Linked DNA regions of Homo sapiens: region 1 is linked to region 2. The links are chromatin loops, found by intact Hi-C in ENCODE. Cell type or tissue: GM12878. All regions are shown on one strand.

Region 1 (5,000 bases), 270 kb before region 2:
TTCACATGGCCATCTTCCCTCTATGGCTGTGTCCCAAGTTCCTTCTTATAAGGACACCAGCCGTTGGATTAGGGCCCACTCTAATGACCTCATCTGAACGTTATTACATCTCCAAAGACCCTATTTCCAAATAAGGTCACATTCATGGCACTGAAGATTAGGACTTCAGTATATCTTTTTGGAGGACACAATTCCATCCATAACAAACTGTCCACATTGAGCCCTGCTTTTTAATTGAAGAATTGTGATCAAATAAATAGAATGACGTTTTTGGCCCCTGAATTTTGAATTACTTTCTCACGTAGCAGTAAATAATGAACACAGCAAGTTATTTCCCTTTGATGCCTCCACTGTAAAGGCGCTGCCATTTCCTGCCCTGAATTGCAGGAAATCTTTCTTTCTGTCAGTTTTTTTTCTCCCCAGGCTATTTTTTTGTGTAGTAAATGTTGGTGTATACAGTTTTATTTCTTTCTCATTTTTATTCACTTCCAATTTTCTCCATCTCAAGCAAAGTTTCACTGGGAGTTACGTTATCTCTCTAGTATGATTATTCCAATATGACTACAAAGTCTTCTCTTCTGTTTTCTCAAGTACCAATGTTTTCCCTGTTGCCTCACATTTTTAGATCTCTGTTGAATGTCTGGCCCTACGATAGCTACAGACATTTGATTGATCTCTTCTTCCCTTCATCAGCATGCACTTCCTCCCTCACTAGAAGGATTTGACACTGGGTATTCCCTTCTCTGACAGACCCAACTCCTTTTCTTTTTATTGGCTTGGGCTGAGAACAAGGCAAGTGTGATCTGAGCCACCTCTTAAGTATAAGGAATGTGGCTTTTAAAAATGCATGCACCCAGGATTATTCTCAATTCAGATTACCTTAATTGGTGGTAAGAATTGAAGCTGGAGTTGGGTAGTTAATGAAGATGCCAGGTGGGAAGGAGTGAAATACTGGAGCCTGAATGAACCTATGGAATAATTCTTGTTAATCCATATTTTATTCCAACGTAACTTCTTTGTCACTCTTATACATCCAAATCCTGGCTTGTATCATTTCTAGTTCTGAAAATTACCTCCTTGTGACTTTTTGTATTTACCCACATCATCATCTCCTTAAAGACTCCAGCCTTGAACTCACTTCTCTTTCTCCCCACTCTTCAATCACCTTGAACCTCTGGCATTTCATCCATCTGCCCCATGCATTATTACTATATCACATCAGTCCCAACACATACACATACCCACATACTCACAGAGAGAGAATCTGGTGCCTCCAAAGGCTGACTGGTTGATCCAAAATACTACTGCTTGAAGATATTAAGAAATGAGGGTAAGAAAGAAGTGCACAATGATCCCCTAAGTCTCAGGACCAAAGGACATTCAAAAAGCAAGGAGCATGGAGCAAAAATGCAAAGGCAGGTACCTTCAATACACATCGTTCTACAGCTTTACAGGATCCAACTTTCCAGAAGGTATTATGTTTCATGAGTTCAGAATGCAGTTCTCTCTTATAAATAAACAGTTCAGTAGGCCTTGCAGTACCTGATCAATGCACCAAAAAGAACAAATAAGGGTAGAAAGAGGAGCTTAATTTCCAAGGAAGTTATATCTATTCATGTGTAGCTTATGAGAAAACTACCTTTTCCTCAATTGTATCTGCATTATCACATGTGCCCACTTTTGAAGTGGAAGAATTCTATAACGGGGTGACACTGAGATTGAGTTTTAAGGAAAAAGAATTATTCATATATTTATTCATTCATATCAACTGCTTTGTATTTGGTGCTAGATGTCTTGGGTTTGGTTTCCCAGGAGAAAATCTGAGTCAAGGATTTTGGGCAAGTTTTTTTATTAAGATGGTTTTTTTCAGGATAACCTGAAAAGGTAGTTGGATTCTGGCACTCCCCGATAAAGTCAGTGGAGATTATAGAATTCCCCAAGCCAGGAAGTTTTCTTTGTGTTCTAAAGAGGCAAGGAGAGAAATGGACAGAGTCAAGAATCTTGGTCCAAGCTCTAGCTCTGGCTCTAACCAGTGGTGGGTTAAGTTAGTTACCTCAAAAGCTTTCCAAAAAGATTTTGAAACCATTAAACAAGGTAACATACAATTTTAACAAATGGTCAGTGACAGCCTTCTATAGGGTAAGAAGATAAAGTTGCAGAACTGAAGGCTCCTGTCCTTGGGAGATTCCCAGTTGTGATAACCAGACTGGATTCTTGAGTCAGTGCAGCTGCCACATCCATCCAGTAGGGGCGCCAACTAACACAGGATTGAGATGGAAACATGACTGCTAATTCATTAAGGTTTCCACGTATGACTTTTTACATAATGGAAACGTGCTTCCTCTTGGGCTGAGGAAGATAGCACTCAAGCACAGAAATCTCTCTGATCCAGCCCCTGCCCCAGCAAGATGAGTGTTATTGAAAGAACCGAAAACTGGTTTAAAGGAAGGACCTCTAATTGCCTGGCTATGGCAACAAATAGTTGGTTTGTCCAAAGCTTTCACATGTTTGGACCTAGCCTTATGTGAGAAAACTTCCACTAGTGGGGAGCAGCTACAGCTCCAATGCATAACAGTGAGGGGCTCTAGGAAATATGAATGTTGAATTGTTAGGGAAAAAATTCTGCACCTAATCCGTCACTTCTTTGTTCACTCAACAAATATTTACTGAGTTTCTGCCAGCCGCCAGGCATTGTTCTAACTAAGCCATGCGGACACAGCAATAACTAGAACAAATATAATCCCTACCCTCTTGGAACTTACATTCTAGAGGGAAAGAGATGTTAAGTATAACAAATAAGGAAACATAACAGTGTTTCAGGTGATGATAGTGTGATGGAGAAAAAGTTGAGGTATGGAGTAAGGTTGCTTTTTTGTACAGGGTGGTCAAGGAAGGTGTCAAAGATAAGATAGTGTTTGAGATGAGCTCTGAAGGAGGTGAACCGTGCACCTCTTTTAGTGTGTGTGTGTGTGTGTGTGTGTGTGTGTGTGTGTGTGTGTGTGTGGAGTGCTCAGAGAATCAGCTAGAGTGGCTGTGGGGAATCCAGCAAGGAGGAGAGTGACAGGTTGTAGTGGTGGGGCGGGTGGTTGGAAAGGGCGGGTTATGTGGGACAATCGTTCTCAAACTTTGCTGCACGTTAAAACCACTTGTGAGGCTTTTAAAAATCCCAATATCCAGGCCTTACCCCAGATCAGATTCCCTGGGGTTGGGACCCTGAGATCAGTGGCTTTTAAAGCCCCCCAGGTCATTCCCATGTTCAACTAGGGCTGAGGACCAGCAATGAGGGGCTTTAGGTCATTGCTAGGATATTTGCTGGTTAATTGTAGGTACCAACTAGGCAGAGGTCATGGTGCCAAGATAGGTGGTTGAATATTACTCTGGACCTTTCTCTGAGGGTGTTCTTGGATGAGGTTAACATTTGAATTGGTGGACTTTGAGTAAAGCAGGCTGCCTTCTGTACTGCAAATGAGCCTCATCCAATCAGCTGAAGGCCTCAATAGAACCAAAGGCTGAGCTCCCACAAGTTAAAGGGAATTCTGCGGCAGACATCGTTTAGACTTGAACCATAGCATTAGCTCTCCCCTAGGTGTCCAGTTTGATGGACCACCCTGCACATTTGGACTTGCCAGCCTCCATAATTGTATGAACCAATTCCTTAAAATAAACCTCTTGGCTGGGCGCGGTGGCTCGAGCCTGTAATCCCAGCACTTTGGGAGGCCGAGGTGGGTAGATCACGAGGTCAGGAGTTCAAGACCAGCCCGACCAATATGGTGAAACCCCATCTCTACTAAAAATACAAAAATTAGCCAGTGCGGTGGCAGATGCCTGTAATCCCAGCTACTCGGGAGGCAGAGGCAGGAGAATCGCTTGAACCTAGGCAGCAGAGGCTGCAGTGAGCCGAGTTCGCACCACTGCACTCCAGTCTGGGTGACAGAGTGAGACTCTGTCTCAAAAATAATAAAATAAAATAAACCTCTTTCTCTACATATATGTAATCTGTTGGTTCTGTTTCTCTGGAGAACCCTCACTGATACAGGAAGGTTATAGAGGTGGGATAGAATCTGCTTTAAATACATCTCTGGTTGCTGAGATAAACTTTTTGTAGAGGGGTACTATGATTTGGATATGGATTTCTTGTGTCCACCAAAGCTCATGTTGAAATTTGGTCTTCAGTGAGTGGTGCTGGGAGGTGGGGGCCTAGTGGGAGGTGTTGGGTTTGGGGGCGGATCTCTCAAGAACGGCTTGGGTTGTTCTGTGATAGTGAGTTCTGGCTCCAGGATTAGTTCCCACAAGAGTGGGTTGTAATAAAGCCCAGAGACGTGTCAGGTTTGGCCCCTCTTTGCCTGTGTTCGATTTCCCTTTGGACTTCTTTACCATGTTTTGATGCAGTTCAAAGTCCTTCACCTGAAGCCGAGCAGATGCCAGCACCACGCGTCTTGTACAGCTTGCGGAACTGTGAACTAAATAAACCACTTTTCTTTATAAATGACCCAGCTTCCGGTATTCTTTTATGGAAACGCAAAACAAAGTAAGAAAGGAGGTCGAGGGTCAAAATGGGGAAACCACTTGGGAAGACATTGCAATAACCAGTCAAGAGTTAATGGTGGCCTAGACGCAGCTAATAACAGGAGGTGATGAGAAATTGTAGGATTCCGTATTCTCTATTAAGGTTGTGGCATCAGCATTTGCTGTTGGATATATGACAGGTTTGCTACAATCTATTTTGGAGATCTAGGGCTTCATCAAATCAACTGTTAGTTTAGTCACTTGTTTTATTTGATTCAGATCACATGAAACCAGGGAGAAAAGGGCCGTAAGTGTTAAAAGACACATGCAGTAAAGCGAAAGTCTGATCCTTAGAGAATTCTGGCCTCAACCAAACAATTCAAACGTTTTCAAACATGCTGGAATAAGCAAGAAACAAAACATACTTTGACAGATAATTTATTTCTAAACTATATGGATCTGAAGTGTAACTGAATCCAGCTGTTTCTCCTCCT
Region 2 (5,000 bases):
CCAGAGAGTAAGCTCTAGGGCTAACCCCTCTAATGTGTTTTCAGCAACAGGGGATGGGGCAGAGGCCGGGACCAGGACATTAGAGGTTGTCCCCATGAGCTATTGTCACCTCGGGTCTCCATCTGTCACCGACTGATCTTTTAAGGACTCGTAGTATGCAGGCAGGCTTGTGTGTAATAGACGACACCCGGGGTCCACGTGCATATGAAGTTGCAAATAAGCCCTAATTATATACGTATACAGAGTGGTTTTTATGTTCTGAGCCACCAACTATTTAACGGGCTTCTTGAGAGATGGGTCTTTGTTTTATTTCATTGATCCATGTGCCTATAACACCTCGGCCAGATGCACAAATAACTCTGGGTCGGTTACGGAATGGATTTTCCCCTAAGGAGAGACTCATTCGCAGGCAAAGTTTTTGAGCCTTCCCAAGCTAAGCCCAGCCCGAGCTCTGACTTGCCCCCTGCTCCAGAGCCCCTCCCTATTTAGAGCCCAGTAGGTTTTTCACTCCAACTCAGGTATCTTTTCCCATTCCCTCGGGGTTGTGAGGTGGGAGCGTTGTGTCGCAGCTGGATCTCCAGATGCGCCGTGTCACATTTGTCCCCCCAAAAAGCATATCCTAGAAAATGAAAGCCTTTCCATTTCCCCGTGGAAATGCATCTAAGTCCAGTATTGGAGCTGCGAGATACAGAATCGTCTCTGCCAGTGCCCTGAGCCCCTCAAACCGAGGGGAATGCGTGGGCTTCGGTCCGTCGGAAGCTTTTCTTCTCAGGGGTCCAGCTTATTTCCAAATTGCCCCGCGTGAACTGTCCCGCGGGCGCGCACGCCCTTTCGCGCAGCCTTTGCAGCCGGCTGGCGGGAGATCCCGGCCGCTTCCCTTTCGCCGGCAGAAGCCCGGCCGGGGAAGCCCCGGCTGCGCACGCCCATCCCCAGGACCTCGGAGCTCCCAGCGGCTGCCGCAGCCCCGCGAACCACCTGCAAGCCCCGCGGCGTCGCAGCCCTTCCTTCTTTCCTCCGGGCATCCGCTCTTTAGCTCGCGCCCCTCTCCCAGATTCCCGACCCCTGGCCCTGCTCCCGCCCTCTGTGCCTCGGCGGCTGCGGGGCCCGCCGCAAAGAGTTAAGAGCCGGTTCCCGAGACGGCTTCGGCGGCTCCGGGTCCCCAGACCCCGCTCGCCGCTCCTGATTGGCTGAGCGCCTGTCAGTAGTAAAGGGTATCAGATGGCAAAGTTGGGACCTTCATAAAGGCGTGGTGGCGATTCTCCGCAATCGCCGGCAGCCTATGACATCAGACAGGAACGCCTGGGATGCCGCGCTGCTCCTGGCCAACCTCCGAGGAGGAGGAGGGTCCCGCCGGCTAAGAGTTAATTAGCCCCGCACGGCGAGGGGGGAGGCGCCAGTTTTCTGGGGACACTGGCTGCCACTGTACTCCTACCCAGGGGAGCTCACGGAGAGTTGGATGAATTCTGGGTTGTTAGCTGCGGTCAGCTGGGCTCCCGGGAGCCTGTTGCTGGTGGAGAACAGGGGGCGCCTGGCCAAGGGACCAGCGGCTTGCTGAGACTCAACATGACACTCCTGGGGTCTGAGCATTCCTTGCTGATTAGGAGCAAGTTCAGATCAGGTAGGGCTAAGGCATTTAGCATTCCTTCTTAAACTTTCCTCTTCTGCAATTCTCAACTCTAGAACTGCTTTCCAATAAATGTTTCAAAGCCTGCCAGGTCTACCTCAACTTTGTTCCCCAAAAGCACATTGTGGAAGCGAAGAGTTTTGTTTGACTTTGGGGGCCTTTCGTGTCTTCCGTTGTAAGTGCTTTGGGTGGTCGAGTGTGGTTGTTCATCTGTGAAAAGGCCAATCCTTTTATTTTATTTTCTCTGCATCTATGAATAGAAATTTTGGAGGGGTACATTCAGAGGGAGCAACTTTGGAAATGAACAAATAAGGGATTTCAAGTTTGGAAGCTGCGTAGTATCGGTTATAATCGCTGAGAAGATGAACCTGATGTTGTGTGTTAGGTACAGGGGTCACTTAAAATGTAGCTAATCCAAACAAATGTATTTCCCAAAAAAAGTCACTTGGGGGAAGTAAAAATAGCAAATTTGGAGCACACCAAGTATTTAAAATGACATCACTGTAGAAAAAAAAAGAAAGCCCAGTGCCACAAATATTTTTTCCCAAACCATCTGATATTTATAAATAGAGAATTTCCCCCAAAATTTCTGTGTTAGTGGCACATGGAGAAACTTCTCAAAGGACGCTGAGTGGAGGTGAGTGGAAGGGAGAGACGGGAGCTCTAACCGCTTCTCCAGAAGGGCTTGTACACGCGCCCATGGAAGGTGTCTGTGTGGGTCTCCACGTTTAGACAAAGCAACACTTGACTTCTGAAGTTATTTTTCAGTAGCTCTGTGTATAATGTTGGTTTTAGAAAACTGGTTAACAACACACTCAACAATGTAGGACTTCTACTTAGATTGATGACTTTTAGGAGAACTCTGATGTGAACATTAGACATAACAGGTGTCAGAAAGATGCTGGCATAGGTTGCTAAGCTAAAGTTTCCTTAGCCCTTCTACATGGGGCCAACTCAGTTGTTTCACTTGGGATGGATGGTTCAAAAAGGAAAAATGTAGATGCTGGGAGGTAAGGTTCATCTGTGACTTTCTTAGATGCCCTTGGTTTTTAGATGCCTGTGGAGTCAACTGGAGATTTTCTTAGGATCTTCATTGTTGATGCAAGTTGAAAACTCAAGAGCTTAGGCGGTCACAAGTCTCACTGCCCCTGAAGCTCTGGGATGAGTCCGCCAGCCACTGGGGTCGGCAGTGGATTAAGTCCTTCCTTTCCTTTCCATGGTGAGGTGAGGCGGTTGATCTGTTAACCAGCTAGAGACCTCACCACTGCGTTGTATTCGGTCAAAACTGTAAGGCAACACTGCCACCTTTCTGAAGAAGAGAGGATGTAGATTTGTTTTCTATGAGGCTGCATTCATTTCAAATGCTTCCTTGCCAGTTTAAATGTGGAGGGTCTGGGGGTGCTGGTTTGTCTCTAAAAGGATCTGGTGATGTACTTGATAGTAGACTTGCAAAACGCTTATCAATCCCTCCTTCAGCTAAAGTGCAGTGGAGAGGGAAGTCAGTTTTTGCCACACTCCCAACTTCCATCTCAGTGGATTTGTGGAGTCCTGGTGTCTCCTAAGTAGACCCTGAAGACCCTGATCCTGGAGCTTCAGAGAATTCCAGCCTCACTTTTTTTAAAGTTGTGCAGGCTTTTGTGTCATAAGGAAAGGTAGCTTCGGGAAAACATGATATCACAGCAGAAGCAGGCATCCTTAATCCTCCCGTCATTGATAAACAGGGAATCTGGAGTCTGAGATGCAAACATTGATAGTCTCTTGACAGACAAGAGAAAAAAAACAAGTGGAATGTAAAACTTAGAAAATGTAATGTTTGAATGGAGGTTATTCTTTCTGGATGTAATTACTACTATGGCTGTGCCAGCACTGAGGTCGCAGCATGCTAACAAGAGGGCCTCTCTTTAAGAGAATGTCTTTTATTTTGTCACCAACAGTGAATAAGGGCCTTGACTTTATTTTGATTTCTCTCTCTCTCTTTCACTGTTTTCCCTTCTCTTTCATCATCTTCTTCTCCTCCTTCTCTTTCAAAAGCAACTCAAACAGTAAACTCATAAAACTGTTTCTATCTCACTGCGAATATTTGCTTTGATAGTAGATCGTGGTATTATGTATTCCATTAAACATATTTCAAAAAATAAATGCAACAGAACCATTCTCTGATTACAGCAACAGACCCACTGTGACGGGGTTTATTTATAGGTGAGCAGATAACTGCTTTTACTCTGAAATCATCATCGATGTCAACCATGGCCGACCAACTTTCTATAAGCTGTATTTGAGTGACCTCGTGATTAAGGACAAAATTGTGCTACAGCAGCAGTAAGCTCTGAAAGTTTACATGTATGAACATGTTTAGTGATATAAACTCATTTGAGAAGCCAAAGGGTGTCCTGGTTGAGTGCGTGGGTCTCGGGGGCCAGACTAGCTGGGTTTTTCATAGTGGTCTCTGCTTACTAGCTACATGACCCTGAGCGTTAGGTAAATTACATAATTCTCTGTGCCTCAACTTGCCTCACCTGAATAAAGAGGATGACTATAGGGTCATTGTGAGAATTAAATGTGAAGTAGAGAACTTCGAAAATGCCCAGGCCTTAGAAGGCTCTTACAAAACATTTTTCTATTATTAATATTGATGTGCAGTGGGACCGGCGGTTGGTCAGTTTCTCTGTCTCAGTTATTTAATCGGTAAATGTTGAGGTTGGATTAGGCAATGTCTTAGACCCCTTTGGTAACATTTTATCATTCTCTGAAAACACATAAAGATTGACTGGGAACAAGTGTAACTGTGATTGTGCTGTGTGGCAATTGTGTGTGAAGGAGAGGCAGTTTTACATGAATGTAGTAATTTGTGCTGATTTTAAACTAATCACATTTTTACAGTTTTTAATCTTCTCATGTTGTTTATTCAATATCTAATCAGTGTCACTATCAACAGTTCTCCTCCATATCAATCCTTGTGTCCTACAAAACACACAGGGAGGTACGTATGTGTGCCACACACAGGCACACACAGCCCTCAGACATAAAGGATCAAAAGTGGAGAGAGAGATCCATGAATGGATGTTGCTTCTAAAGAATCATTGTGTTTCTTTTGCTTCTCTCTCTCTCTTTCCCACTTCCCCATCTTAAACCGCGCAAACAGAGGCAAAGTCTGGCAATTGCCATGAACTTGACCCCACCCCCACAAATATAACCTTGTTCAGTTTAGCAAATAAAAATACAGAATGCTCAGTTCAATGTGAATTTCCAAGCAATAGTGATTACTTTTTCACTATATAGCAGTACTTGGGACATACTTTTCTCTGAAATCCAAATTTCACTAGGCCCTGTTATTCTTTTTGGCAACCCTACCTACAATCTGAGTGTTTTTTGTTGT

The links. Hi-C counts contacts between places; a loop is a spot of excess contacts. Peaks named below come from ENCODE experiments on the same cell type or tissue, not always from the same donor. Only the 100,000 strongest peaks of a DNase experiment are listed, where the experiment ranks them.
Region 1: it touches region 2 in a loop (4-fold over the local background); 3 of 110 quality-filtered maps call a loop at or near these places.

What each region holds. Positions count from the first base shown.
Region 1 is chr17:12,393,707-12,398,706 of GRCh38, forward strand. No RefSeq gene overlaps it. Among named protein-coding and RNA genes, the nearest start is that of LINC00670, 150 kb to the right of the region's middle. In GM12878, a CTCF peak has its summit at 2,255; a DNase peak (open chromatin) is centred at 2,278.
Region 2 is chr17:12,664,626-12,669,625 of GRCh38, forward strand. MYOCD (myocardin) reads left to right here and starts at 1,265. Exons shown (of 14, transcript NM_001146312.3): 1 at 1,265-1,618. The coding sequence starts at 1,564. In GM12878, a CTCF peak has its summit at 2,934; a DNase peak (open chromatin) is centred at 2,924; H3K4me3 peaks cover 975 bases; H3K27me3 peaks cover 342 bases.